2 separate regions of the Homo sapiens genome follow, and region 2 is linked to region 1. Evidence: chromatin loops called from intact Hi-C (ENCODE). Cell type or tissue: heart right ventricle. All regions are shown on one strand. Links, peaks and the distances in the headings refer to the core of each region. The heading gives the core; the rest is flanking DNA.

Region 1 (15,454 bases), core at 3,553-11,552:
CCCCTTGACTTCCATTTCTTTAGTAAGAAAGAATTAACTCCAGAGCCATTCTGGTATCTTCAGAATGCTGGTTCGCATAGTGGACCTTCAGTTCTTTTAATCAATAATCAATAATTTAATCAATCATATCAATGTTACAATGTGATCAACCATATCTGTCTACCCAAGAGAAATGAAAACATGCATCCACAGATTCCTAGATGAAAGCTCACAGCAGTATCACCCATGAGAGCCAAAAAGTGGAAACAATCCAAATGCCCATCAATGGATACGTGGATATACAAAATGTGCTCTATCCATACAATGGATGTTATTCAGCCATAAAAAGAAATGAAGTTCTGAAATGCCAAAACGTGGTTGAACCTTGAAAACACTATGCCAAGATGCAAAAAGGCTACATATCGTATGATTTATTTTATAAGAAATGTCCAGAACAGGCTAGAGACAGAAAGTAGAACAGTGGTTGTTGCTGGTGAGGGGAGGAGAAGGATGGGAAGAGACTGCCAGTGGGCACAAGGTTTCTTTCTTTCTTTTCTTTTTTTCTTTTTTGAGACGGGTCCTTGCTCTGTTGCCCAGGCTGGCGCGCAGTGGCTCAATCACAGCCCACTGCAGCCTCAACTTCACAGGCTCAATTGATCCTCCTACCTCAGCCTCGCTAATAGCTGGGACCACAGGGGCACACCACCACACCTGGCTAATATTTGTATTTTTGTAGAGATGGGGTTTCTCCACATTGCCCAGGCTGGTCTCAAACTCCTGGACTCAAACGATCCCCTCGCTTCAGCCTCCCAAAGTGCTGGAATTACAGGCAGGAGCCACTGAGCCCAGCCTGCGCCAGGTTTCTTTTTGGGGTGATGGAAATGTTCTAAAATTAGATTACCATCAGGATTGCACAACTCTGTAAATTACTAAAAACAAAACAATGAATTATGCAGTTACAATGGGTGAATTTTACGCTATGTAAATTGTATCTCAAGAAACTCTTCTAGAGTTTGATTAACTCTCAAGTTTAAAAATGTTATAGCGTTGGCCGGGTACAGTGGATTACTCCTGTAATGCTAGCACTTGGGGCTGCCGAGGCAGGTAGATCGCTTGAGCTCAGGAGTTCGAGACTAGCCCAGACAACACGGCAAGACCCTTGTCTCTTAAAAAAAAAACACAATAAAAAGTTATAGTGTAACAGATCATTTTTGCAGGCACTGTCTCCAAGTGAAAAAAGGCCCCTATTATAGACCTATTAAAGGCAAAATACCTTCAGGATAGGCCACTCTAAAGCTAGCATGTGCTAGAGCAAATCTGTGACAAATCCTGGCTTTTTCTTCAAGACCATTTCTCTGCTTTCCTACTTGGGTCTAAGCCCTCGTTGCTTTGGGAATGCACTTGAGCTCAGTCCTTCCAGCCTTTTCTGCCTTCCTGCTGGTTCCCAAGACACTCTGCACCAGATCATCTTTGCCATGGTGTTTCGCTGCCTTTCCCATATGCCATACAAAATCATCCATAAATTGCTGGGCACGGTGGCTCACGCCTATAATCCCAGCACTTTAGGAGGCTGAGGCAGGCGGATCTCTTGAGGCCAGGAGTTTGAGACCAGCCTGGCTAACATAGCAAAACCCTGTCCCTACTAAAAATACAAAAATTAGCTGGGCGTGGTGGCACATGCCTGTAATCCCAGCTACTCGGGAGGCTGAGGCAGGAGAATCCCTTGAACCAGGGAGGTGGAAGTTGCAGTGAGCTGAGATGGCGTCACTGAACTCCAGCCTGGGAGACCCAGCAAGACTCTGTCTTTAAAATAATAATAATAAATATAATAATAATAATAAATATATAATTATTATATATATAATTATATATAAATATATATAAATAATAATAAATAATAAAATAATAATAATAATAATACCAATCCATCCATTTATGTCACTGGCGATGTATGAGGTTAAGCCCGGCCTCCTTAGGCTCTCCTTGAACTAACCTCATCTGACTAGCGTGAGCTGTTTGGTGGTTCCTTCTCCCCCAGGAAACTCCCATCCACAGTAAGAAGTACATTTCACACAGAAACACAAGACCCACATACACATATATGTGACCAAAATGTGACATGATGCTCATGAACTTATCCTTCCCCTTGCCATGGGCTCATTCTATAATTTTCTGGGCTATCCACTTCCATTTCATGCTTTCAGTGCTAGTCACTACCCACTCAACTGAATGCACAACCAACTAATTTTTGAGATACGCACCTCAGCAATTTAAAAAGCTTTGGTCTAGACCAGTGGCCCTCAGCCAGCAGGGATTTTACCCCACAAGGGATATTAGGCAATGTCTGCAGACTTTTTGAGTTGTCTCAAACAGGTGCGGGGGGTGCTCCTGACATCCCATGGGTGGAGGCCAGGAATGCTGGTCAACCCCCTACCGTGCACAGGACGGCCCCACCACAGAGCATGCTCCAGTCCCAAATGTTCACGGTGCTGACATGGAGAAACTGTCGTCTCAACTACAGAAAAGCCTCAGTCTCGGCCTGGTGCAGTGGCTCACCCCTACAATCCCAGCACTATGGGAGGCCAAGGCAGGCAGATTGCTCGAGCTCAAGAGTTCAAGACCAGCCTGGGCAACATAGTGAAACCCCATCTCTACTAAAAATACAAAAATTAGCCAGGCGTCATGGCGGTCCTGACGCCTGTAATCCCAGCTACTCAGGGGGCTGAGGCAGGAGAATCACTTGAACACAGAAGGCGGAGGTTGCCGTGAGCCAAGATGGCGCCACTGCACTCAGCCTGGGCAATAGAGCGAGACTCTGCCTCAAAAAAAAAAAAAAAAAAAAATTAGCCAGGCATGCATGGTATCAGGTGCCTGTAGTCCCAGCTACTCGGGAGGCTGAGGCAGGAGGATCGCTTGAGCCCAGGAGGCAGAGGTTGCAGTGAGCTGAGACCACACCATTGCACTCCAGCCTGGGGGATAGAGTGAGACCCTGTCTCAAAAAATAAACAAAAAAAAAGAAAAGAAAACGCTCCAGTCACTTCATTGACTAAACAGATCTTGTAGTTAACTCTAAAATAAGTTGGAAGGAGAATTCTCAGTAATGAATAAAAGAGAGCTTGTTCCTGCCTCTCCTTCCCCCTTCTCACCAATATCTCCATGCTTGATGTTATTAATCCCATGTGTGCCATGTAGACCCCAGCCAACTTTGGATCCCAGCCACAGTCTCTGACTGTACAGTTATTATTTAAATGAGGGCTGATTTGCAGTGGATTTGCACAGGCGTCAGTTGCCTTAGCTTATGTGGAGCGGTGTTGGTCCTATCCCTTGGTCACTGCCTCCTGCACAGCTAATCCCGCTTACCCCACATCTAAACCATGTGTCCTGTGATGCTCCAGTCTGGCCCCACATTGGGGGCACTCTGGGAGCTTCAAACACTCCCACCACCCAGGTCCCACTGGCAGAGACTGGGGTTTCATTGGTCTGGGGTGTGGCCTGCACATCCAAATTCTTGAAAGCTGCCTGGCAGCTTTCAATTTTTTTGCCTTTTTGTACTGGCAAGGTTGGAGCTTCGTGATACACTCCTTCCAACACTCCCAAGGCAGGGCTGCATGCCTCCACTTTGCTCCCATTGTGAACATTCTCAGACTGCACATTCCTCTGTATTTTATGATAGAGACAAACCCACAATCGCCTTTTGGGAGGCATGCTCCTATAAGTTAATATTCTGAATTCTGGTTCATGGAAGCTTCTCCTGGGGAAGAAATAATGCTAGATTATTGCTGGGGAATGGAACTGAATAACACTTCTAAAAATAGAATCGTTTATGTAAGTCAATCCTGGCACCACTGGCATTTGGGACTGGATAATTCTGTTGTAGGGGGCTGCTCTGTGCACTGTAAGATGTTTGGCAACATCCCTGGTCTCCATCACTGGATGCCAGGCGCGCCCCGCATTGTGACAACCAAAATTGTCTCCAGACATTGCCAAATGTCCCCTGGGATGGGAGGAGCAAAATTGCCCCCAGTTGAGAATCACTGACTTAAGAGTATACAGAAATGTATTTCTGCTTTGCTGATTTTTAACTACATGAAAATACATATATATATTGTCAAAATATTTTCCAACCAATTATGTAATACCAAGTGTGCTGTGTTTTGTTGAGGTGGGAGAAAGAACCATACCTCTTCACTGAGGTTACATGGATAACTGCTTTAGAAGATCCATTGGTACACTGAGTTCTGCAAGGAAATAAAACATTTCTAAATTTAAAAAAAAAGAAGAAGAAGACCCATCGTAAGACTAACTGGAAAAAAGACACGATTCCATTCACAGCAGAGCATGGTAATGAGCTCAATGAAATTAGCAAAGACCAGGGATCTGGCCAGTCCTTGTTCCCGCTGCTGGCTGCCGACCAGTCCCTGGGGCACCTCCTGAGTGCCATTCTGCCTTCTCACTACACGTTCCTGTCTTTGGGGGAATCATGGGATCTCTCCCCTTGCTGAAGTTGTCCCTTCAAACACCTGGAGAGTAGCCTGCCTATGAGGAACAAGACATGGCAGTTTGGGGACAGTGTGTCACTTCTACATTACAGAGAGCTGTTGCGCATGATTCCATCCAACTGCTTGTCACTGCACAGAGCTGCACTGGGGAAACAAATAATGCATAACTATTTTTAAAAAATAAACAGAGCATCCACGGGTTTTTAAAATGTAATCTGCAACATTTATAGAACTATGTTAGGAATTATAAACTATGTTAGGTGAGCAATTGGCCATCTGAATGCTTTCCCTGTGAATTGTTTGTGGGGGAATGAGTCATCCTTTTCCCCTTTCTTGGACCTGCATCCATTATCCTGCAGTGGAGCGATGTGTTCATATATGACTTACACATGGGACCAGCTGCATGATTTGTGGGGCGCAGTGCAAAATGTAAATTTGGGGTCCTTTGTTCAAAAGCAGAAAAGAAAGATTTTTCCTTCCCTCCTCCCCAGTCGTTCTGGACCTGTCATGGTGTTTTTTCACTTATTCTTATTATTGTTAGAGACAGGTTCTTGCTTTGTGGCCCAGGCTAGAATACAATGACACAATCATAGGTCACTGCAGGCTTGACATCCTGGGCTCAAGCAATCCTCCCGCCTCAGCCTCCCAAGTAGCTGGAACTAGAGGCACACACTCCTGCGCCTGGCTTTTGCTTTTTACTCTTAATGCAGCACCTCTTTGGGCATAGGGATACTCGGAGGGCCAATGTGGACTCTCACAGGCTCCCGGGGTCCCACCCACGACTTGGCAGGTGGGGCACATGCCTGCTGACCTGAACCTCTCCGCGCCTGCCAGAAGGCAGAGAGTAGCCACATCATTGGATGGGGGCAGGGAAGTGGAGCACAGAGAGTCCATCCTGGGAGGCAGGGAGGTGGCACCTCCAAGCCCTGGGCTCATGCTCCACTGTCCTGTCAGACCGTCGCTTTCAAAATACAAACTCAAAGACAACATGATGAGGCATTGCAATATGGAGGTTGCAGAACATTAAACCAGTCCATGTGGGACTGAACTGTCACAAGGCAGCAAAGCTGGCCCTGCTTACACATAAAATACTAGCTAATCTCTATATAATCAGGGAAAGGTTACATTAGAATGTTTTCCAAATCACAAGGATGATACTATAACCAGCTACCCAAAACATTCATACTTTTAGGTTAAAATTTACATTTTAGTCTCCTTGACGTCTGGGTATTTGGAAAAAAAGAAAAAAAATTAACGTTTTAGGCACTTCCATTTTTCTCGAGAGCCAAAATTTTCCTTTTGTTTTCATTATTAATGTCTATACAACGAAAACATGCATCGTACATTTTTAAAATCGACTTTCCTTTTGCTGTTTTTGCCATACATTTCCTGACTGGTTTGTAAAACAGCCAAAAAGAACTGAGGAGTGGTAGCTTATGCTATGACCAAAAAATATACATTTCACAAAATTAAGTTGTCCCACGCTTGAAAATAAAATAAAATCACTTGCCAGTGACTTTGAATGTGGCTAAGCAGTGTGGCTTGCCAATTATGAGGTGTGAAGATAAAGGACTGTCACGCTAAACTTGTCTTCTTTCATTTGATGTCAGTTTCTCAGAGTAGGGACCTTGAACCACCTGTACTGAACTTGGAACCACCTCAACCTGCCCAGCTCCATGGATCCCAGCTCCAGGGTGAGATCTTAGGTGACTGCCTTTGTAACACGCATCACAGGTGGCTGAAACACACCCACAGTTTGAGACCCACTGTCTGGTCTAACATCACTCTGTCCTCGGAGTTTTTTTTTTTTTTTTTTTTTTTGAGACAGAGTTTCGCTCTTGTTGCCCAGGCTAGAGTGCAGTGGCGCGATCTCGGCTCACCGTGACCTCCACCTCCCACGTTCAAGCGATTCTCCTGCCTCAGCCTCCCGAGGAGCTGGGATTACAAGCATGCGCCACCACGCCTGGCTAATTTTGTATTTTTAGTAGAGATGGGGTTTCTCCATGTTGGTCAGGCTGGTCTCGAACCCCTGACTTCAGGTGATCCGCCCGCCTCGGCCTCCCAAAGTGTTGGGATTACAGGCGTGAGCCACTGCACCCAGCCTTGTACCCGGAAATTGAGAACAACACAAGCCCCTCCCAGAAACACTACACATCCTCTCTTGTTGTGGCTGCTGAACTTACTCTGACACATTCCTTGGCTGAAATACCAGCAAGCCACAGACACACCTTGCCTAAAGGCGTCCACAACACCACTGATGCAAGCAGTCGCACAGCAAAATTTTGCGGCCACAGGGATCCACCTGCTGGCCCACAACTCACATCTCTGGCCGCATTGGGTTCCAAGTGCGCTCAGGAGTTAATCACACACCCTTTCTTCTTGGCTTCTCTCCTCTCCTGAGGCAGGTATTACAAATACAAACACCCATTTCCTTCTCTGTGTTTATGCTTTCTTGGCACAATTCCTACTTGAAAGGTAGGAACAAAAATTCAAAATGCAAATACCCTCAGCTCAGGAATCACATTCTTATCTTTTCTTAGGAGATGACTTGTTTTTAACTTTAAAAAATCCTCAACATAAAAAAATGGTTTTTGTTACATTCTTGAGACAGAAATCTGCTAACTTGGCAAATTTTTTTTAAACTTATTCCTTTCGTTATGGTCACACACACCTTTCTTTTCTAGGGGCAGCAGTAATTTGCATTAGACACGACGCACACTTGCTTTCATTTCTCAGTGTCTAAAATACCATCTTCTTGTCACTTCTCTTTATCAAGCCATGCACCTAACAATGACTTGTTCGCTTCAGGAGACTCAGGAAAAGGAGCTGCTGGTCCTTGTTTTATCTGCACATTTCTTGAAGGATCCCATCCAGCAAAACCTGGCCTGCCTTCCCTGGAATTTTAATTTTGCCCCAGATTGTGTGTTGGTTTTATTATTTAAACAAATTTTAAATTACAGGAGTACAAGGAGCCCTAGAAGCAAAAGAAACTATTCAGATGACTGCTTAGAAGCTTTCGTAAATTCTGCAAGGTGGTGATAACTGTCGATGACTCGGCAGGTTTTTCGGAGAAATGTACAGGAAGCGAAACCCACTGCGTGTCTAACGGGTCCAGTATGTCATTGTGCAACGTCCCACAGGCCTTCAATGTCCTCAGAGCTATTTTGTGACCTACACACTGCATGGAGATGCCCCACCGGCTTTGATTGCACCCTCTAGCAAAAGAGATTTCCCTGCAGCTTGAATGGGGCAAAGCAAGTTCTTTGAAACAACAACCAAAAAGATGCGGGTTGGGGAGAAAAGCTTGGCTCTTTCCCCAGACTCTCTGGATAGCGCAGCTTTCCTTTTTTCTATCCTCCTGGCTTTTTGTTCTCCATCATTACTCTGAGTCAGCAAGGAAGAAATGGCAAGGGACTCCGGAAAAACATGTGTGATAGGGTGCCTGAGCAAAAGGCAACATTTCATCAGTTCTTTTTATGAATCAGTCTTTGATTTGGGGATGTACTGTCCAAAGTGAAAGACTCCTTGGAGATTTGCCTGGTAAGAGAGAGACATGTGGTAAACCAATTCAAGGTCAGGCAGATCGGGCTTGGGTTGCATAGGTTTTTGTAGCCCAGCCCCCCAGGCTCTCCACTCACCCTACAGCACGCATTAGCTGCGTGTCTCTTTGCATAGAGTCGCTTTTCATAAGGATCCTAAGGTGCAGGGGAGCAGCAGCCAAGGACAGCTGCCCAAAGTAGCCTGCTTCCAGGACTGCAAAGAAATGGAAAGAGCAGCATGAAAGGACCCAGTCATGGCCTGGCACAGTGGCTCACACCTGTAATCCCAGCACTTTGAGAGGCCAAGGCGGCCGGATCACTTGAGGTCAGGAGTTTGAGACCAGCCTGGCCAACATGGTGAAACCCTGTCTCTACTAAAAAATACAAAAATTAGCCGGGCATGGTGGCACGCACCTGTAATCCCAGCTACTTGGGAGGTTGAGGCAGGAGAATCACTTGACCCCAGGAGACAGAGGTTGCAGTGAGCCAAGATGGCGCCACTGCACTCCAGCCTGGGTGACAGAGTGAGACTCTATCTCAAAAAAAAGAAAAAGAAAGAAAGAAAGAAAAGAAAAGAAAAAAGAAAGGACCCAGTCACACCAACTAACCCATCGATGTCCAACAGGGGGCTACGCTTGGTTACAAAACACATACCTGCATGTTGAGAACCATACAAATAGAAGTGTGTGGGCCAGGCACAATGGCTCACGCCTATAATCCCAGCACTTTGGGGGGCCTAGGCGGGCAGATCACCTGAGGTCAGGAGTTCGAGACCAGCCTGGCCAACATGGCAAAATCCCGTCTCTACTAAAAATACAAAAATTAGCCAGGCATGGTGGCAGGTGCCTGTAATCCCAGCTCCTCCGGAGGCTAAGGCAGGAGAATAGCTTCAACCCGGGAGGCAGAGGTTGCAGTGAGCCAAGTTCGCACCACTACACTCCAGCCTGGGCGACAGAGCGAGTCTCGTTCTCCAAACAAACAAACAAAAAACAATTAGAAGTGTCTGTGCAATACTAGCTAATATTCTGCCTGCATTTCCAGCCCTGCTGACTCTTGTACAGGACCTAAGGTCAACAGTTCTTGGGCTCTGAGGAACTTTGCTTCTCTTTCTGGCCTCAGCTCCACAGGCTCCATGAACCCAGGTCTAGGGATCTAGTTCACTCAAAGGGACTACGAAATCAAGCTAAGCCACTCAGTATTCTTATCGTATCCTCCTCCAAAAGCAACAAGATGTATGCTCAAGAAATAAGAAGACTCTAGCAAGCAGACCAGAGTGTGTCTGGCATAACTCTTTTTGGAATAAAGTAAGCGCCTTCTAATTAATGGTATTGCTCCTGTAGGTTTTCAAGTTTTATTTAATTGAATAACCACTTATGTGGCGAAGCTCTATGCTAGCATTGAGAGAAGAGAGACAGGGATCCTACCATTGAGTGGGTGGCTTTGTAAAAGGATCTGCAGTCAGTGAGAGGAATTTACAAACAGCCAGAGCATTCACAAAGCAAAGGAAGAAGTTTACAAATATCGGTATCTACGTAGGTGAGACCACAGCGGCTCAAGATCCCTTTGCATCGGGGGTTGGTCAGAGCTTCAGGGGAATCCTTTGGAATCTCATCTCATTAAGGGGTGCTCAGAGCTCTGCCCCAGACATCCTGAGACCCAGTTCTTGAGGAAGTCGTCCATCGGTGCCCAGGCAAGACAGGTAAGGATGGGAGGTCATGCGTGTGGAGTGCCATGACCGGGCCACGAAGTGCAGCAGCTGTGTAAGGGGGTGATCCACAGCTAGGCGAGCTTCACAGTCATCCTCGGATATGCACAGAGTGGTCAAAGTCTTTGAAGTTGCTCAACATGCATGTTCCCAGCTGAGGTCAAACGAGGAGACCCTCTGCCTTCCTGTTTCAGCTCTCATTGCTGTAAACCAGTGTCTTTTTCACAGCCTACCTCGTGCCATGTTTTTTGCATGTTTGTACTTCTAACTAATTATTTCACTTATTAAAATGGTTCCCAAGTGTAGAGCTGAAGTCCTGTCTTCTGTTCCTAAAACAAGTAGGCTGTGATGTGCCTCACAGAGAAAATACACATTTGACAGCTATTATTCACGTATGAGTTACAGTGCCGTTGGCCGTGAGTTCAACCTTAATGGATCAATAACATATATTAAATGAGGTGTCTTCAGCAGAAGACACACAAAACAAGATTGTGTATTGATCCGTTGACAAAAATGTTTGACAAGAGGCTCCAAGACCCCGACCTGTGTGTTTCTCCTAGGAGCAGAAGTTTAGTATTTGCTAATTTGGTGCGCATGGAGGCTGTAGAGAACACCGCTACTTTGAATAATGAGAATTGACGGTATTTGTTAAACGAATTAAAGGAAGTGTGTCAGAAGAGGGATGAGGAAAATGTTCTGGGTGTTCAGAGACCACTTCCAATGGGGGGAACCAGGGAGAGCCCACTGGAGGGGACACGTGTGAGCTGCGTCTTGCAGAGTGGGTCAGACATGGATAAATATTGGTCATGTACGCCCTGAACGGTGGAATGGCATGAGCACAATCCCGATGTGGGAAACCTTGACACTTGTACATAGAGCTTGCCCCAAGCTCAGACCCTTTGAGTCTCGATGGCAGTTCTATGACTCACAGGATGTGTGACCTTGAGGAAGTCACTCAGCTTCCGGTGAGGTGGGGTTAACAATATCACCTATCTCATGAGGTTGCTATAAGTAACAAAATAGATTACATCTTAACCAAGAGCCTGGTTGGTGCATTGTTAAACGTTCAAAACCATTCAGTTATTTCTGTTGTCATTATTCTATTACCAGGTCACTGCATATTTCCATTTGGCTCAATCATAAGGAGTTCGAGGAAAAATTGTGGGAAATAGGGCTGTAAATACGGGATGAAGTCAAGTCCCAGCGGACCTTGGAGTCTAGGTTAAGAAACTGAGGGCTTTTTTTACACCATAGCTCTGGACAGCAAGAGTGGGTTTTTGTAAAGAGACAGACATGATAGAGTTGTGTTCTAGCCTGAAGCTGACAGTGAGAACAGATGGGGAGAAGTACTGACGGGACTGAGGGACAAAGGAGAAGAGGGCCCAGGAGGCGTGAGGGCTCCAGGATAAAGGGGAAAGGAGGACATCAACTCAAAAGAGGCAGAAGGGCGTGCAGGGCGCTGGCGGTGTTCTGCGTCTTCACCTGGTGCCGCTTCCAGGGAAGCATTCAGTTTATGAGATCTGGGGAGCTGTTGACTTATCAATAGTGTGCTTTTCTGTATGTAGATGGACTTTGGTGAATTTGGTAAAAAGTGATGGAAAGGTTTCAGGCAGGATGATGAGTTAGAGGAGGGAGCGATTTAAGTAAACAAGATGGAAGAGGGACAGAGTTGGGTGGGGACGACACTGAGTTCGGTTGCAGCAAGTTGAGTGGGTTTGGATGGAAAGCTGATGGCCCCATGCTGGGAAGAGGTACCATGTCAAAGCCACCATCTCAGAATCAAGAATCTGGAGGTAGGGTTATAATTCCCATGGTTCTTAAGTGAAGCACGAAAAGGAAGGGAAGGAAGAAGGAAGGAAGGAAAAACTGGCCTTATTAGGTAGTAAAACTCAGGAAATTCAATGACAGCCGGGCCAGCATTCCTGTCTTCTCACATATGAAGAAATACAGGTTTCTGTGTCCTGTATAAATCTGGTTCCCAGTTTTTCCTATGAAACAGGGATGTACCGCAGCCTGACTAAAATTCTAATGGAATGCCAAGAAGTTTTGCCAGTGTCTTAGCTTTTACTGGTAACCACCAACTGTCCAGGAAGGGAGAAATAGATGTCCAAAAAGAAGCTTTTAAATGTCTTCATTCTTCCTCTGTTAGTCAGACTTATTTCACTTTGGGAATTAGGCTAAAGTGGAAGTGGAAGGTGAAAGTAAAAAAGCAAATTCTGACCGGGAGCGGTGGCTCACGCCTGTAATCCCAGCACTTTGGGAGGCCAAGGCAGGCAGATCACTTGAGGCCAGGAGTTCAAAACCAGCCTGGGCAACATGGTGAAACCCCATATCTTCTAAAAATACAAAAATTAGCTGGGTGTGGTGGTGCATGCCTGTGATCCCAGCTACTCAGGAGGCTGAGGTGGGAGGATTGCTTGAGCCCAGAAGGTCGAAGTTGCAGTGAGCTGAGATTGTGCCACTGTACTCCAGCCTGGGTGACAGAGCAAGATCCTGTCTCAAAAAAAAAAAAAAAAAAAAAAGTGAAATCCTATTTGTCATCCAAAACCAAGCCTGTTTTCTGTTTTCACATGCTTAAGCAAGTGATCAGAGATGGCAACTGTGTCTGGTGTCCTGGTCTTAGTTAACCTGTGTGTACTCATTAAATAGCAGGGGGTATATGGGGCGCTTATTTCAATGAAAACAATTACACATGCACATTTTGTCTGTTCAGCATTAATGATTCCCTGTTGGCAGAGCTGCACACTGGGTGCTTCTTGGGCTTCAAAGCAAGCTTATTAAATAGAAATGACTGTCAAGTCTTGTAATTTGGGTAACTGCCAAACAGACCACGGATGAAGGCAGAAAAAGAAGAAAATAAAGACTGATTACCTGCAGCACTTCTTGTTTCCACTACCAGAAAAATTACTCTGGAGGCCCCAGTGCTTATCTGCTTTCCCCATACAGCTTCCACGAGGGAAGGCCTCCTGCGTACCCAAGTGGGACCATCTGAGCTTCTCTCTAAGCCTGAACATTGTTTCTAAGCTACCTCCAGGGTACCAAGGCCAGGAGGAAGGGTTAATTAGGGCAAATAAATTCAGAGGAAGCGCTCTATGTGCATTATCGCCCTTATTCTAGAGCCGAAGGAGTTTGTGAATCTACCCAACTTCCCACCATACCGTTTGGGGATCTGTATTTGATTTTCATAGTCTCACTAAAAAAAAGATAGCATTCCCCATAAACTCAAAAAATAGTTACAAATACAGGTTGAAGCTAGGCACGGTGGTGCACACCTGTGATCCCAGTGATTCGGGCGGCTGAGGCAGGAGGATCACTTGAATCCAGGAGTTCAAGGCTGTGGTTAGCTATGATCGTGCCACTGCACCCCAGCCTGGGTGACACAGTGAGACTCTGTCTCTAACAATATAAAATAAAGTAAAATACAGGTTGAGAAACCCTAACCCAAAAATCCAAAATCTGAGATGCTCCAAAATCCAAAGCTTTTGGAGTGCAAACACGATGCCACAAGTGGGAAATTTCATTCCTAACCTCATGGGAGGGGTCACAGTTAAAATGTGGTTAAGACTTTGTTTTATGCACGAAATTATTAAAAATATTATATAGGCTGTGTGTGGTGGCTCACTCCGGTAATCCCAACACTTTGGGAGGCCTAGGCGGGAGGATCACTTGAACCCAGAAGTGCAAGGTCAGCCTGGGCAACAACAGTGAGATCCTGTTTCTACAAAAAATTGTTTAAAAATTAGCTGGGTATGGTGGCTCGTGCCTATAGTCTCAGCTAACTGGGAGGCTGAGGTGGGAAGATCACTTCAGCCCAGGAGGTTGAAGCTGCAGTAAGCTATGATCGCATCACTGCACTCCCGAGTGGGAGACAGAGTGAGACCCTGTCTCAAAAATATATCTATTATTTTTATGCCATATAAAAAATATACATATGGTATAAAATTCCCTTCAAGGTCTGTGTATAAGGTGTATATGAAACAGAAATGAGTTTCATGTTGAGACTTGGGTCCCATCCCCAAGATATCTCATATGTACATGAAAATATTCCAAAATCCAAAAAAGAAATCTGAAACATGAAACACTTGTGGGCCGTAGCATTTTGGATTAGGGACACTCAACCTGTACTCTATATCCTTAATGAGCCGGAATACGTCTCAATCAAAATTGTTTTCCAAAGTCTGATTCCAAGAAAGAAGTCACTGTTGATGAAGATGGGTGGGACTTAATCAAAAATGCAACTTCCAGAGTGCATCTTGGGGCCATTACATAGAAATCACCCTTAAAGTACAGCAGAGGGCTTGTTAGCCCAGCTGAACGCTGGTCCCAGGGTAATGCAGGATCCCTGTCCAAGGAAGATTCAATTAGGCCCAGTACGCCTAACTCACTGCAGGAGGGAGGACGACTGAACTTTTTTTTTTAGAGTGTTGCAACAAGGCAGTATCTAAGACAAGGCAGTATCTAAGAGTCTTTTGATGAAACTCGGAAGCCAGAAAATTAACTTTAATTCCACAATCCACCCCCCAAGGTTTAACTGTGTTTTAAAACCTAAAACTGTGTCTTTGTCATGTGAAAGATGGATCTGACTAAAAACTAAACAAGTAAGAAAAAATATAAATAAAATATTCCAAATTGTATTTAACAAGAATTATCATTTGATGAACAGGAAGTCAACAGTCTCCTGCAATTTCTGTTCACCCTCCTGTGAATGGGCCACCCTCGACCTGGCAGACTAGGATCTGGTTTGTGTCTGTGGGTGTGAAACCAGTTGGTTTGGGGGCTCTGAATGGGCATCAGTTGCCAACATGCCTAACAGATATAATGGCCTTTGAGCCATGGACTCTTTACTTGGCCATTGACACCAACACGTGGATCTGTTTATTGCAGAGCTGCTCACAGAGCACAATTGACATTTGGTTCCAGATAATTCTGTGTGTGTGTGTGTGTGTGTGTGTGTGTGTGTGTGTGTGTTTTGGGACAGAGTCTCACTCTGTTGCCCAGGCTGGAGTGCAGTGGTGCAATCTCAGCTCACTGAAACCTCTGCCTCCCAGGATCAAGCGATTCTCCTGCCTCAGCCTCCCGAGTAGCTGGGATTACAGGCATGCACCACCACATCTGGCTAATTTTTGTATTTTTAGTAGAGACGGAGTTTCGCCATGTTGGCTAGGCTGGTCTTGAACCCCTGGCCTCACCAGATAATTCTTTATTGCTGGGGGCTGTCTTGGGCATTGCAGGGTGTCTAGCAGCATCCCTGGCCCTGACCCACTAGATGCCAGGAGAACCCTCCCCCTTCACCCCCACAAGTGACAACCAAAAATATCTCCAGATATTGCCAAATGTTCCCAGAGGGGCAGTGGGAATAACATCGCTCCTCAGGGAGAACCCTTGGATTTAGAAATAGGGATGTGGCCCATGCCTGTCCAGGCCTCATCTTCAAACTCAGCCAACCTACCCAGGGACCCACTCCAACTGCCCAGGAAAAGCAAGTCATGGCTAGGCGATGGCTCATGCCTGTAATCCCAGCATTTTGGGAGGCCAAGACAGGAGGATCACTCACTTTGGGAGTCTTGAGCTCAGGAGTTTGAGACCAGGCTGGGCAACATAGGGAGACCCTGTCTCTACAAGAAATTTTTTTAAAAAATAGCTGAGCATGGCGGTGTACACCTGTGGTCCAAGCTGCTGGTGGGAAGCTGAGGTGGGAGGAGTGCTTGAGTCCGGGAGGTTGAGGCTGCAAT
Region 2 (15,454 bases), core at 4,965-12,964, 91 kb after region 1:
GTGGCATACCCCCATCCCCGAAAAAAACTGCTAGCATGAAAAGAACAGTTGGGCCATACTCCCTTTATAGTTTTTTTGGGGGGCTTTTTGGTTGTTTTTGAGATAGGATCTCACTCTGTCACCCAGGCTGGAGTGCAGTGGTGCAATCAGAGCTTACTGCAGCCTCGACCTCCTGGGCTCAAGTGATTCTCCCATCTCAGTCTCCTGAGTAACTGGAACCACAGGCATGCACCACCACTTGGGACCACAGGCATGCACCACCACTCCTGGCTAATTTTTGTAGACCATGTTGCCCAGGCTAGTCTTGAACTCCTAGTCTCAAGGGATCCTCCCATCTCAGCCTCTCAAAGTGCTGGGATTATAGGCATGAGCCACTGCGCCCAGCCTGGAGAGTGATCTTGGATGAGATTCACATTTGCACTGTAGAGTGAGTGAAGCAAATTGCCCTCTCTACTGTGAGTAGGACTCGTCCCATCAGCTGAAGGTTACTGAAAGCCAGATACTCCTGGCCTCTAACGATCCGCCTGCCTCCACCCCACAAAGTGCTGGGATTACAGGCATGAGCTACCACACCTGGACACTTTGTAGTTATTTGTGTGACTTCAATGAAGCGGGGATTGGCCAAAGAGAACTCAGTGTCCTGGAGGAAGGCCTTTAATATTACTTTCTAGCATAATGAAGTGGCTGTTTTATTTTAAGAGTTATGAAGTTCACTGCAAGGTTTTCAGGTACCTGAATTCCAACCCCAGACTTCTGGGGCCCCCTGCACTCCCTGAGATCGGGGAAGCACAGCAGCTCCTTATTCCAAGGAAGGGCAGGGTCCCTGCTCTGAGAGCCCCCAGGCACCTCTGCCCACCCGTTACAGCACTCATTATAGTCTGATGTAGGGTGGGCTTATGTCCTTCCATAGGCTTCATGCTTTTCCAGGGCAGGAGTCATGTCTTCAGTGTTCTGGGTTTTCCTGAGCACTTAGCAGTGGGCACTTGCAATCCTCCAATGTTGGTTAAGTGCATGCACTATTAATAGCATTCCATCCACGCCAGGCGCGGTGGCTCATACCTGTAATCCCAACACTTTGGGAGGCCGAGACAGGCAGATCACTTGAGGTCAGGAGTTCAAGACCAGCCTGACCAACATGGTGAAACTCTGTCTCTACTAAAAATACAAAAATTAGCTACTCGGAAGGCTGAGGCACAAGAATCGCTTGAACCCGGGAGGTGGAGGTTACAGTGAGCCGAGATCACACCACTGCAGTCCAGCTCTGGGCGACAGAGTGAGACTCTGTCTAAAAAAACAAAAAACAAAAAAAAAAAAAAAACAAGCATTCCAATAGCAACTTTCCATTGCACAGCAATTCATTCTCCAAGTGTGTTCCTCGGACAAACATTCACATCTGCTGGGAACTTGTTAGAAATGCAGATATGGCCAGGCGCAGTGGTTCACGCCTGTAATCCCAGCACTTTGGGAGGCCGAGGCAGGCAGATCACTTGAGCCCAGGAGTTCCAGACCAGCCTGGCCAACATAGTGAAACCCCATCTCTACAAAAAAATACAAAAATTAGCTGGGTGTGGCATGTGCCTGTCGTCCCAGCTACTCGGGAGGCTGAGGCAGGAGAATCGCTTGAATCCGGGAGGCGGAGGTTGCAGTGAGCTGAATCACGCCACTGCACTCCAGCCTGGTGACAGAGCAAGACTCTGTCTCAAAAAAAAAAAAAAAAAAAAAAACGGATACTTGGGCCTCCCTCACACCTGCTAAATCAGAAGCTCAATGACTGGGGCCCAGCCATCTGGGTTCCATAACCCCTCTGGAAGGTTCTGATGTGTGTGCAAGTCAGAGAGTCACTGCTCTAGCCTAATGGTTTGTATTTTGGGTCAATCAGCCCCTTCATAATTCTCAGGTCTCTTCCCCCCAATTTCTTGGTAGTTGTTTTATTTCGTATTTTGCACTGAATTCTGCAAAGTCATCTAAGTAATATTGTGCCTGCTCACACTTGTACTAATTGAGATCCATGTTTCAGTGAATCATCATAGCTTCAATGTGTTGAGCAAATACTGTATACCAAGCCTAGTATTGAATACAGAAATTACCTTGCCCTCAAATCCACCCTGTGAGAGAGGTAATGCTAGCCCCAGTTCTCAGAGGCAGAATCTGAACACAGCTGTTTAAGTGACGTGTGTATGTTCCCATAGCAGGTCATGCTGCACTTGCAACTCAAAATCACCCTCACACAAACCCAGAATGTCTGACCAAATGTCTGAGCACCCCATGACCTAGTCAAGTGGATAAATAACATTAACCATCACACCAGTCCACCAAGGGAAAACATCCTCAGTCTGTCACCATTTTAATATATTTTTACAAACTTTTAAAAATTGCTAGGAGGTGGAAGATGGACACACCCTGTCTGACTACAATATCCAGAAAGAGTCCAGTCTGCCTTTGGTCCTGTGCTTGAGGGAAGGTATCTAAGTTTCGTCTTTCTTTTAAGCTGTTGACAAATCTCATTGCACTTTTTTTCAATAAAGTTGTGAGATTCCCCCCGCCCCCCAACAAAAAGTTGCTAGCATGAAAGAACAGTTAGGACACATTCCCTTTGTATTTTTGGGGGGGTTGTTTGTTTGAGACAGGATCTCACTCTCTCACCCAGGCTGGAGTGTCTTGCTTCAAAGTTGGTGTTTGTGACCCCAGACTAAATAGTCTTGGAACCTTAGACTCTGTCTTACAATAGGCACCAATCTTTTAGGGCATCCAAGTATTTTGCAACAAAAAGCAGCTTGATGGAGCTAGCACGAAGTGCCACCAGTCAAGCTTGCAAGAGCAACAAATGGGTTCTTCTTGCTGAATTGTTTAACCACGAAATGTGTTTGTCCTGCAGGCTTATTAGCAAAGCGTACTCTTTTGTTCTGGGGGAAGACCCACGCCTCTTTAAGGAACAGAGCAGACCATGCCAAAAGCACTTCAAGGCCTTCCTTATCGCTGTCAATCTGGCACCCTGTGAAAGCTGCGGGGCCTTTCTACTCTGCTCCAAGCTCCCTGCTCCATCCAGCTGGTCCTGGAATCAGCTTTCTCTGCCTGCCTTCATGTCACCCTCTCCCACCTGAACTCCCTCCCCGGAGCCTTCCAAGCCCACCCTTCTCTTCCACTCTAACCTCCACAGCATTTCAGGCACTCATTGACCATCTCTCTGACATTGGGTGTGGCACCATGATCATGTTTGGGGGTCCCTAAGCAAACCCTGACACATACATGGGCCATTCTGCCTCCTGCCTCCTAGTCCCCAATGATAGACATTGTCACCTAATGCCTGAGCACCATGAAAACTGAGGGAAAGAGGAAGAACTGCATCTTCCTCCTCCTCAGAGGTCTCCGCTGGGGACTGGCTGATTCCTTTAGGGCCTTAAAACATTTCCATTTGCAGAATGCCCCTAATAAAATGGAGAAGTAAAGCTATAAATCCTTACCGTATTATTTTCAGAGCAAGAAAGATGGTTACAGATGGGTGGCAGATGGGTAGCGATGGATGGAATCAGTCGATGGATAGTAAGAATAGGTCCTGTAGAAATAAAACACAAGCATTTGTGTATTAATTACTGTATTAAGTCTGTTTAGACTGCTATGACAAAGTAGCATAGACAGGGTGGCTTAACCAACATCGATTTATTATCCAACAGTCCTGGAGGCCGGAAGTCCAAGATCAAGGTGTGAGCACGGCTGGTTCCTACTGGGACCTCTCCTTGGCCTGTAGATGCTGTCTTCTCCCTGTGTCCTCACATGGTGGTCCCTCTATGTGCATCTGTGTCCTCATCTACTATTCTTATAAGAATTCTAGTCGTATTGGTTTAGGGCCCACCCTAGTGATTTCATTTTATCTTAATTGCCTCTTTGGAGATCCTATTTCCAAATACATTCACATTCTGAAGTACCAGGGCTTAGGGCTTCAACATATGCATTTGTGGGGGGAGCATAATTCAGTCCATAACACTTGCCCATTGCTGAGTAACAAACTGCCACAAATGCAGTGGCTTAAAATAACACACGTTTGTTATCTCAGAATCTCCATGGGTTGGGAATTTGAGCTCAGCTTAACTGTGCCTTTTGCTCAGGGTTTCACAAGGCTGTAGTCAATGTGTCAGCAGAACTGCATTCTCATCTAGAGGCTTGGATGGAAAAGAATCCACCATCAAGATCCCTCAGGCTGGGTGTGGTGACTCATGCCTGTAATCCCAACACTTTGGGAGGTTGAGGCAGGATAATCCCTTGAGCCCATGAGTTTGCGACCAGCCTGGGCAACATAGTGAGACCCCATCCCTAGAAAAAATTTAAAAATTTGAAAAATTAGCCAGGTATGGTGATGTACACCTGTAATCCAAGCTACTCAGGAGGCTATGGTGGGAGGATCACTTGGGCCCTGGAGGTCGAGGCTGCAGTAAGCTGTAACTGCACCACTGCAGTCCTGCTTGGATAACAGAGTAAGACTCTGTCTCCAAAAAAAAAATGGTTTCATGACTCAGGGCACTGGCTTCTTGCAGGCTGCTGGCTGGGGGGCGGTCCTGGGGGGGCTGCCCTTGGTTCCTTGCCCCATGGCTGCTTGCTTCTTCAAGACTGTGCATCAGGGAACCTCGTCACTGGTGTGGCATCCCATCTCCTCTGCCATATTCTCCTGGTTAGAAGCAAAACAGGCTGGGCACGGTGGCTCACGCCTGTGATCCCAGCACTTTGGGAGGCCAAGGTGGGTGGATCACTTGAGGTCAGGAGTTCGAGACCAGCCTGGCCAACATGGTGAAACCCTGTCTCTACTAAAAATACAAAAAAATTAGCCGAGCGTGGTGGCACACGCCTTTAGTCCCAGCTACTTGGGAGGCTGAGGCAGGAGAATCGCTTGAACCCAGGAGGCAGAGGCTGCAGTGAGCAGAGATCACTCCACTGCACTCCAGACTGGGTGAGACGGAGCAAGACTCTGTCAAAAAAAAAAAAAAAAAAAAGAAGCAAAACATACGTCCTACCCACACTTAAGAGGCCAGAAGGCCAGAATCCCACAAAAGAACAGGGATCATGAAGACCCCCCCACCTCCCCCCGCCCCGCCAAAAGCAAAGTTTGTTCCACACACCTTGAGGGTGGGAGAAATGAGAGAAAAAATAGTAATAGAAAGCCAGCAGCACAGGGTAAATTTTGCCCCTTCACAAGTTTGCCTGAGGTTGGGCCACATTCACTCACCCAATCCCCAAAGTTATCTTTTAGACCATCCACCCCAACAACCTGGAGCAGTCACTGTTTTGCAAGAGCTTTAGATGAAGACTGTAATGAAACAAGATCAAGGGAAAGACTGGTTTTAAGTATCACTTACTCATCTTCCTCCACCTGCAATTTTCAGCCCCAAAATAACTTGGAGGAAAAAAAAAACCCCTGGATTATTTACATTTGCTCTCTATTTTTAACCACTCTTCTGTTTAAAACATTTAATATCTTCTGAAGCCCCATTAGAGCCTATTTAACCTGTAGCAAGATATCGTATTTATTTTTGCAGCTATTTTCATCTGCTTAGGGAACTTTTTGTTTTCATCTGAGCTTTCAGAAGGAAGTTAAGCAAGGTCAACAGGCCTGGCTGACTTGTCAACTGGTTGTGCTGGGTTCTTAATCATAAAATGGAGCTAAATTCAGAGCAACTTATCATGCATCTCTTTTTATGTGGCTCAGTTTTTCCATTACTTGAAGTTCCCAAACATTAATAAACCTAAATGCACTATTTTTGGTGGGAATGAATGCATTATGCTTTTCAGAGTTGATGTTTTTTACATAACTAAATCATGTTGGCAAGAGGGAGGAGAAACCACCCTTTGTAGGGCATATAGCGATTGGATTTTTTCCTACTGATCTGGAGCTGTTGAAGCAGGGAATGGGGGAGGGGGAAGAAAGGGGAATTCGGCACAGGGAAAATACACCCACAGATTCTGTTCACTATTTTTACTTGATATTTTTTGTGCTACAGGTTGCTTTTGCAACCACTAAGCAAACATTTTCAAGAGGCTTTAATGAAAAAGATGTGTTTGGAAGAAAGCAAAATGACTCCACAAGACTCTAACAGAAAATACACTTGTAATTCTTTGAGCTGTAGTTAGGATAAACATTTGATCCTAGAGACAATCTAGTCACGTGAAACCAAAAGCCTGTAGTCTCAGCTACTAGGGAGGCTGAGGCAGAAGTATCACTTGAACCTGGGAAGCAGAGGTTGCAGTGAGCCGAGATTGTGCCACTGCACTCCAGCTTGGGCGACAGAGCAAGACTCCGTCTCAAAAATAAATAAATAAATAAAATAAAGACAAAAATCCAACCTAGCCCAAGGCTGGTGCAGTAGACACTGCAACAGAATATAAAATGAGTGATTAAAACTCAACAAGAACCATTCAGGAGACCCATGAGCTGGAATATTCTGTTTTACCCTCTTCCTTCTCTTCCCCACCCCACCACACCTTTGCCCTCCAAGGGTTATTTTTGCTGCACGTTACTTTATTCTTTTTCAACCAGCTTTGGCACAAAAATGTAGTGCTTAAGTGTTTAATATTATATTATTCATATTTCCCTCTTGATGTGTTCTAATTCCACCCTTCAATGTTGGACAAAGACATACAAATTGTATTTCTACACTTTGATTTTGCTTGACAGGTTCTTGTAGCTAACAGCCACTGACCATTTCTGTAGATGGTAGAATCCATAGATCGATACAGCTTTCAATATGTTCCAAATCTGGTATTGCTTATCCTTTTTCTGTGAGCTAAGCTGTTATCATTTACTGTCTCTATGAAGGAAGAAAACAGTTATTTGCCCAATGAAGCACAAGCAATCAACATTCTGGTTTCAATATAGATGGCTGAGGAATCAGTGCTGGGAAATGTGTGAGGGGACTGAACCTACACTAATATGTATATTTGCAGTAGGTTCTGATTTCAGGTGTTCCTTTTTGCTACTTCTGAAATAAAAACTTGGCCAAACATCAAGTAGAAGGGTCTTTTGTGCTTCTGCAGTCCAGTGGGGAAATGGTTTCTGGTTACTTTTTCATGTATTAAATTAATTTTATTTTGAAAAAAGTTTTACGAAAGTTTTTCCTGTGTTTTTTTTTAGTTGTGATGAAATTCACATAACTAAATTAGCCACTTTAATGTGTTCAATTCAGTGGCATTTAGCACATTTACGGACTTGTGCAACTTTCACTTCCGTCTAGAGCCAAAACATTTTCACCAGCCTCCCAAAAAGCCCCATACCCATTCAATAGTCACTCCCCATCCTATCGCCTTCTTCCAGCCCCTGGTAACCACTAATCTACTTTCTGTCTCTATGGATTTACCTATTCTGGACATTTCATATGAATGAAATCATGTGATATGTGATCTTTTGTGTCTGGCTTCTTTCACTCGGCATAATGCTTTTGAGGTTCTTCCACATTATAGCATGTGTCAGTAATTCATTAAATTTATTTTTAAATGAAAATAATATTTAAGGGCATTTTCCTGTGTTCAACTATTTATTGATCACCTGTGTGCAAGGCACTGTACTATACATAGCATGCTGGAAAGGTTGGCATTCTCTGTGAAATAATTGTAGGACACAAGCATATGAGTCTCCTGCCTGCAGCACCCCACTCCCATGCCTCAGTCTCTAACATAAAACTACTAGAGGTGGCTGGTTCCCAAAGTAGCCAAATCCCTGTGACTCATAGGCTTTTCCACCCTCCCTTCTCCCCTTCTTAGACAAGATCCGTTTCCCCCAAGACCACACAAGCCATTTTAGAATTGTCGTTTGAACTCATGATATGTCAATGAACAGAAAGCATAGCACTGTGACTGTCATAAAGAAGAGTCGGCCCTCAGGAGAGGCCCAGCTTGCAGGGTAGAAACGCAAAATGCAGACAGCAGTGGTAACTGATGACACAGACTACACGGCTTCCTCCAGTACAGAGGGTGGCCCCCAAGGCTCAGGGCTGTGAAAGGTCCCGGAGGCCTCACCGAAGCAGTGAGACTTGGACGAAGGGGCGGGAGGGAGACTTGGACGAAGGGGCGGGAGGGAGACTTGGACGAAGGGGCGGGAGGGAGACTTGGAGAGGCAGGGTGATGGCCTTCATGGACAAAGGGAAGATTTGAACAAAGACTTGGCCGCGAGAATACACGTGGCCTTTTTAAAAGACGAGACACAGACCATTTTGTTTAGAAAGATTTGTTTGGAAACGAACATGCAGCGATGTCAACGTTGGTTCACTTGAAAGGGAAGCAAACGGGAAAATAACATCCCACTTTCCTTCAGCCCCCGCCCACAACCCCCGCCTTGTACCTGATCTTCTCCAGCCCAGGAGCAACCACAGTAGACCACTGAGACGTCTCCCCACGTCTTTCCATCATATCTTTTTTCCCAGCCAGCCCTAACGGAACCCAGGTGGTTCCTTCAACGGGTCCCACGCGGCGCGGGGCGGAGGGAGGGGGACTAACTCTGGGCATTCTGTCTCTCCGTAGTTTGGTTCCCATCATGCCCCTCTCCCAAGGTCCTGTCATGGCCGCTCTCTTAAAGCAGTTTTCCATTATGCCCCTCTCCCGAGGGAGTTTCCCGCCATGGCCGCGTCCCAAAACAGTTTCCAGTCGGCCGGGTGCAGTGGCTCACGCCTTAATCCCAACACTTTGGGAGGCTGAGGGGGGCGGATCACGAGGTCAGGAGATGGAGACCATCCTGGCTAACACGGTGAAACCCCGTCTCTACTAAAAAAAATAATAATAATAAATAAATAAATAAATAAAATTAGCTGGGCGTGTTGGTGCACGCTTGTAATCCCAGCTTCTTGGGAAGCTGAGGCAGGAGAATGGCGTGAACCCGGGAGGCGGAGCTTGCAGTGAGCCGAGATCGCGCCACTGCACGACAGAGCAGCCTGGGCGACAGAGCGAGACTCCGTCTCAAAAAATAAATAAATAAATAAATAAAACAGTTTCCAGTCATGCCCCCTTCTCAAAGAAGTTTCCCGTCGTGTCTCTCTTCCTTGCCCCTCCCCACTCTTCCTTCATTTATTTATTTATTTATTTATTTATTTATTTAAGACAGGGTCTTGATCTGTCGCCCAGGCTAGAGTGCATTGGGGAGAATATGGCTCACTGCAGTTTCAATCTCCGAGTTCAAGCGATCCTCCCACCTCAGCCTCCCTAGTAGCTGGGACGACAGGGTATGCCACCATGCCCGGCTAATTTTTGTAGTTTTTGTAGAGACAGGGTTTCACTATGTCAGCCAGGCTGGTCTGGAACTCCTGGGTTCAAGTGATCTGCCCACTTCGGCCTCCCAAAGTGCTGGGATTGCAGGGCGAGCCATGGAGCCCGGCCCCTCCCCACTCTTCAAAACCCTCGGCTCCAGCTCTGAAGCAGAGCTCCTCCCTCGTTTGTATCCTCACTTAGTGTATCATACTCTTGGAATAACTACTCAACCAATCAAAGAAAGGACATTTTTCCCCACCCAGGTATACCTTGGGCATCACGAATGATGCGGGGACATCATGGACCTTCCAACTCAGCCAGGCAGAAGGAGGTGTAAAGTGAAAGCCTCAGCTGGGATACGAGGCAGGATGTGCTAAGTTCCCCATGGTTGGTAGAGGCCCCAAGCGCTCCCTGATACTCAGAAAAGACAGGAATAGCTGAGTGCCGCTGGAAAAGCAGGCAGGAAGTGAAGTAGGTGGGGAGGGGCAGGAGATTGTTACAGTTACAGGAGCAACCCGAGAGAACAAAGACACCACGGTTAAAGCTGGCTAAAGTCAGAGGCGATTCAGAGACTGTCAGAATAATCCAGTTATGGGGAAAGAGGTCCTGAGCAGGGGCAGTGGAGCTAGAAGGAAAGGGCAGGTGATAACGGCTGGCAAAGGCAGGAGGAGCTGGATGGGAAGCTTGTGGGGACTTGTTGGGATTGGTGGGGAGGAGAATAGTTACAGAAGGTTTCAAGGCTAAGGTTTGGGTAACTTGGAGAAGGTTGTCTATCTGACAAAAGTTGGAAATTCAGTAACAGGGACAGAGTTTCCTTGGGTGAAGGGTGAGATCTGGGCCAGATCATCACTAGGAGTCCACAGATACAGCCCCAAGCCCCTAGGGTGGAGTCGCACTCCTTCCACAGAGGAAAAGGAGACAGCAACAGGACACACAGAAGAATCATAACCTGCTACTAGGCATGACGTGGGACCCCTGTCACATTTGTTTATGGAACACTTAGCTCTTTGGGGTTCCCAGGGACTAAAGTGTGTGCCTCAAAACACACCCTAACGGCCGGGTGCAGTGGCTCACGCCTGTAATCCCAGCACTTTGGGAGGCCGAGGCGGGCAGATCACGAGATCAGGAGATTGACAACATCCTGGCTAACATGGGGAAACCCCGTCTCTACTAAAAATACAAAAAATTAGCCGGGCGTGGTGGCACATGCCTGTAGTCCCAGCTACTCGGGAGGCTGAGGCAGGAGAATCACTTGAACCCGCGAGGCAGAGGTTGCAGTGAGCCTAGATCGCGCCAATGCACTCCAGCCTGGGCGACAGAGCGAGACTCTGTCTCAAAAAAAGAAAAAGCAAAAAAAACACACCCTAAGATGCTGCCTGTTTCTCTAAACAGGCTAAATGATGCATTAGCTTCAGCCGAATCGTTCTCACCAGTGGAAATGGTGACCTGCTTCTAGTGACGCACCCTGTGTGCAGAGCTGCATGGCTTCTCAGCAAGGCCACAGCCTCTCGGCGTCCTCAATGGCCGTGGCAGTGGGAACAAAGATGTGAGCGCTGGTGTCCTTGGTCCTCCCTGTCTACTCTCTCCAACCCAATGGCCAGTAAGGGTCTCATACCTGCTTTGGTTCTTGGAGAAGGCCAGGGACTGAGTAAGTGCTGGTAGACCGTGAGCACATGTCAGACATTCCCCACCATAATCTCCCAGAAACCCAGCCAGCAGATGAAAGCAGGTGAAAGGAAAGGAAGCGATAGAAAGAGTTCCTGCCAGGGAACAGGCGTGTGCTGTTTTGAGTTTTCCAGACCCGCACTGCAGTGGAGATTGTGGAATTTGCAGGCCTCAACATGTTGGTGAACACAATTTCTTCAATTATCCTCGGTAATTTATGGTGGACTATCATGAAGTCACACTAGATGTGCCTTTGAAAATTAGATGGTTTTCTCCTTTCATTTTAATATTTCTGCATTTCATTGAATAAAATTATAAATAGGGCAATTTCAAAAAGAAAGGAATACAGAATAGCAAACTTTTAGAACACCCATTAGGCAAAGTCCAAACTTAGAAAAATAGATATGTAAATCCTCGTGAGACGATTAACCTTCACCCCAAACACACACACTCATTTCTACTATTTATCACTCAGAACTTTTATGAGAGTTAAGAGTTTCTCCTAAGACTCAGGGATCATTTCTATAGTTTGTTACTAGAGAAGTTTCTCTGGATGTGTAGAGCACCGTAAAATAAAAGGAAAATGAAAAAAGAATAAAAAATTTTTAAAAAAGAGCTTGTCTCCTAAGAGATGATAAGTTTCTAGAAGATAAGGCTGTGTCTTTTTTTTTAATTTTTTCCCCCACAAATCCATAAAATGTACTCAGTGAATGTTTGTTTGATCAGAATTAAATTTGTATTACTAAAAGGGTTTTTGTTTTCAGCTTGTTTATTTTTGCTAGAGGAGCCAGTGAGTTGCTATTTTAAGAATAGCTTTGAATCATGACTTAGGAAGTCAGAATTGTATTAAATGAAGTAGTATCTAAAAACTTCCAGATCCATTAGAAATTATAACTAATGCAATTTGAAAAGAGAGTTGGATCATTCATTTTATACAAGTCTCTGTTTTCAATGACTTTCATATAAATGAACCCTAACAAAAATTTTTACCTACTTTTTGATTAACTTATCCAATGGTATTTCCGCTCTAAAGTATTTTACATGGCAAATAAAATATACAACTTTGGGCTGGGCACTGTGGCTCATACCTGTAATCCCAGCACTTTGGGAGGCCGAGGCGGGTGGATCACCTGAGGTCAGGAGTTCGAGACCAGCCTGGACAACATGGGGAAACCCCGTCTCTACTAAAAATACAAAAATTAGCCGGGAGTTGTGGCGGCACCTGTAATCCCAGCTACTCGGGAGGCTGAAGCAGAAGAATCGCTTAAACCCAAGAGGCAGAGGTTGCAGTGAGCTGAGATCGTGCCATTGCATTCTAGCCTGGGCAACAAGAGTGAAATTCTGTCTAAAAAAACTTTATGCTTGTAACTACATTTCTGTCATATTTATATAGCTTCTGAAATTTGCCCATAGGTTCTGGCAAAGTTGTTTTTTTCTTACACCAAGTGAACTTACAGTTAAAAAAAATAGAAAGTATTTAAACCTGAATGATTTCTGAGGTTGTAGCAGAAGGATCTCCCAAAGGAGGAAAAAAAAACCCTTACCTTCTCCTTATGTGCAGTCTCTTTCACAAATACATAATTTAATAAGGATTTGTGTAAATTTACCTTGTATTTTTTTTTTAGCTAAATTAGTTTTACATATAATATCTAATGCAATTTTCTCACGAAAGTGGGAAGGTACTATTATTACTATTATTATTAGTATCCCTTCCTTATTTACAAACAGAAAATCTTGGAATTCAGAAGGACAAAGCTGCATAATTTGCTCCAGCTACACAGCTACTAAGTGGCAAAGCCAGGTGTCTGGATTCCAACGTTCACGGTCTGGTCCAGTGTAAAACATTTACACTTGGATCCCTTACAAGTCTATAAGTGCTTTATTGAGTATGCTTAAGTAGAAAAATAATTCCTGAAAACTCAGTTCAAAATTAAATCCTTGGAGCTTACACAGTAAAATTCAACTTTCACTTTTGTGGGCCAAGAACTCCTGCTTAGGTGCCCTGGAACAGGAACCCCAGTGCCTTGCTGACAAATGGTCTTCATAGAACACAAATGGCCCTTCGTCATGCTAGAACCAATTGTATCACTTGTGTGTATCTAAGAAACCCAAGGCAGTTCTCCAATCCTGATAGACCAGTCAGGATTCAACCAGACAACTGGAACCAGTAGAAGATACATGCTAGATTTATTGCAAGGAATTGGCTTATGTCATTGGGTGGGGCTGGGCAGGCAGGCCTGAAATTTGTAGGGAAGACAGTTAAGAAGGCAGACTGGAACTCTCTTGGGCACTGGCTGTTCACAGGAGGAATTTCTTCTTCCTTAGGGAAGCCTCAGTCCTGCTATAGAGGCCTTTCACCTGATTATCCAAGATAATCTCTCCCCCGGCTTAAAGTCAACTGATTATGGACCTTATTTACATCTCAAAACAGCCTGGAAGCAACACCTAGATTAGTGTTTGTAGTGGGTTGGATTGTGTATCCTTAAAAAGATAAGTTCAAGTTCTAACCCCTGGTACCTGTGAACGGGGCTTTATTCGGAAATAAGGTCTTTGCTGATGTGATCAAGTTGAATGAAGGCTATACTGAATTAAGGGAGGCGGTAAATCCATTAACTGGATAACCTGTGTCTTTATAAGAGAAAGAAGAGGGAGATCTGGACACACACACACATACAGGGAGGGAGAAGGCCATGTGAAGATGGTGGCAGATATTGGAGTGATGCAGCTACTAAGCAAGGAACACCAAGGACTGCCAGCTGTCATCGGGAGCTGGAAGAGACAGGGAAGCATCCTCCCCTAGAGCCTTCAGAGGGAACATGGCCCTGCCAACATCTTGACTTCAGACTTCTGGCCTTCAGAAATCTGACAGAATAAATTTATGTTGTCTTAAGCCATCTAGTTTGTGGTTCCCTGTTTGAGCGGCCCTAGAGAATGAAAATGGTATTTGATGGAATAACTGAGGATTGTGGCCTAGGCAAGCGGACACATCAAAAGACCACCACCTCTCCATTCCCTTCTCTTCTCCTTTCCCTTCCTTTCCCTCCTTTCCCCTTCCCTTCCATCTCCTCCCCTTCCATCCCCTCCCCTTCCTTTCCCTTCCCTTCCCTCCATCTCAACCCTCTTCATGTCCACTGAGCTCATATTCTGGCTGGGGGAACAGACAATTAAAACTAATGAGCAAGCCAGGCGCAGTGGCTCATGGCTGTAATCCCAGCACTTTGGGAGGCTGAGGCAGGAAGATCACTTGAGGCCTGAAGTTCGAAACAAGCCTGGGCAACATGGCAAACCCCATCTTTACCAAAAAATACAAAAATTAGCTGGCCATGTTGGTGCTCGTTAGTAAACCTAGCTACTCAGGAGGCTGAGATGGGAAGATGGCTTGAGCCTGGGAGGCCAGGGTTGCAGTGAGCCATGGTCAAACCACTGCACTCCAGCCCAGGAGACAGAGCCAGACCCTGTCTCAAGAAACAAAAACAAAAAACTAATGAGCAAATGAACATGAACATGTTAGCCCATGAAAGAAAGACTGGTGAAGAGGGAGGGAGAGGGCACCCATCAGAGCAGAGACCGAAATGCTCGGAGAAGCCTGGGGTCCCTCCTGGAGGAGACGTCCTCACAGAAGCAGCACTGGGTGCAGGTGACAAGAAGCTGCAAACATTCAGGGAACAGCACAAGCATGTTGAGGAGTGGGTGTGCAGGGAAGAAAGAAGAGCAGGGAAAATGGGAGGAGATGGAGTCTTCTACCACTGTATTTTTGTTGTTGTTTTTATGAGACAGGGTCTTGTCTGTTACCAAGCTGGAGTGCAGTGGTGCAATCATGGCTCACTGCAGCCTTGACCTCCTGGTCTCAAATGATCCCACCTCAGCTTCCCAAGTAGCTGGGAACCACAGGCGCACCACCACACCCTGATAATTATTTTAAAATTGTTTTTGTAGAGATGGAGTCTCACTATGTTGCCCAGGATGGTCTTGAACTTCGGGACTCAATAGATCCTCCCACGTCAGCCTCCCGAAGTGCTTGGATTATAGGCATGAGCCACCACACCCAGCTTCTACCACTTGTTGGTTTTTAATTTGCATAGTGACACCTTTTCTCAAAAAAAATGCAATTGTACATGTGTGTAGTATAGAAATTTTGTATGTTTCAAAATAATTATCTTTCAAATCAGCTGCAGTGCAGCATTCTAATTTTTTAAGCAAACTTGTAAAATGTTAGAATAGTTTCAGTTACAGAAAGATAAGATTGAGAGTTCCTGTGTATAATTCAGTTTCTCCATTGTTAAAGCCTTATGCCTCCATAGTACTTTTGTTACAACTATGAAACTGATCTTGGTACATAACTAATAACTCAATGCCCAGTTTTTCCATGTATGTCCTTTTTCTGTCCTAGGGCCCCATCCAGGATTATACATTGCATTAAGTCATCGTATCACCTTGGGCTCCTCTGGGCTGTGACTGGCTCACCATGCTTCCTTGTCTTTGATGCCCTCGATAGTTTGGAGCAGTGCTGATTGGGTATTTTGTGGAATCTCCTTCAGTTTAGGTTTGTATGATGCCTTCTCATGATTGG

What was found. A loop is a pair of places that touch in the nucleus more often than their neighbours do. Peaks named below come from ENCODE experiments on the same cell type or tissue, not always from the same donor. Only the 100,000 strongest peaks of a DNase experiment are listed, where the experiment ranks them.
Region 2: a loop joins it to region 1, with 3 times the contacts of the local background. A loop is called at or near these places in 12 of 110 quality-filtered maps.

Annotation. Positions count from the first base shown.
Region 1 is chrX:9,345,266-9,360,719 of GRCh38, forward strand. No RefSeq gene overlaps it. Among named protein-coding and RNA genes, the nearest start is that of TBL1X, 110 kb to the right of the region's middle. RefSeq lists enhancers at 7,169-8,368, 7,447-7,506, 7,527-7,636. In heart right ventricle, for the core only: no CTCF peak of the experiment used is centred there; a DNase peak (open chromatin) is centred at 7,575.
Region 2 is chrX:9,435,047-9,450,500 of GRCh38, forward strand. It overlaps LOC107985634 (a long non-coding RNA gene), which reads right to left and starts at 8,478. Exons shown (of 4, transcript XR_001755795.1): 1 at 8,321-8,478; 2 at 3,462-3,553. RefSeq lists a silencer at 5,202-5,402. In heart right ventricle, for the core only: no CTCF peak of the experiment used is centred there; no DNase peak of the experiment used is centred there.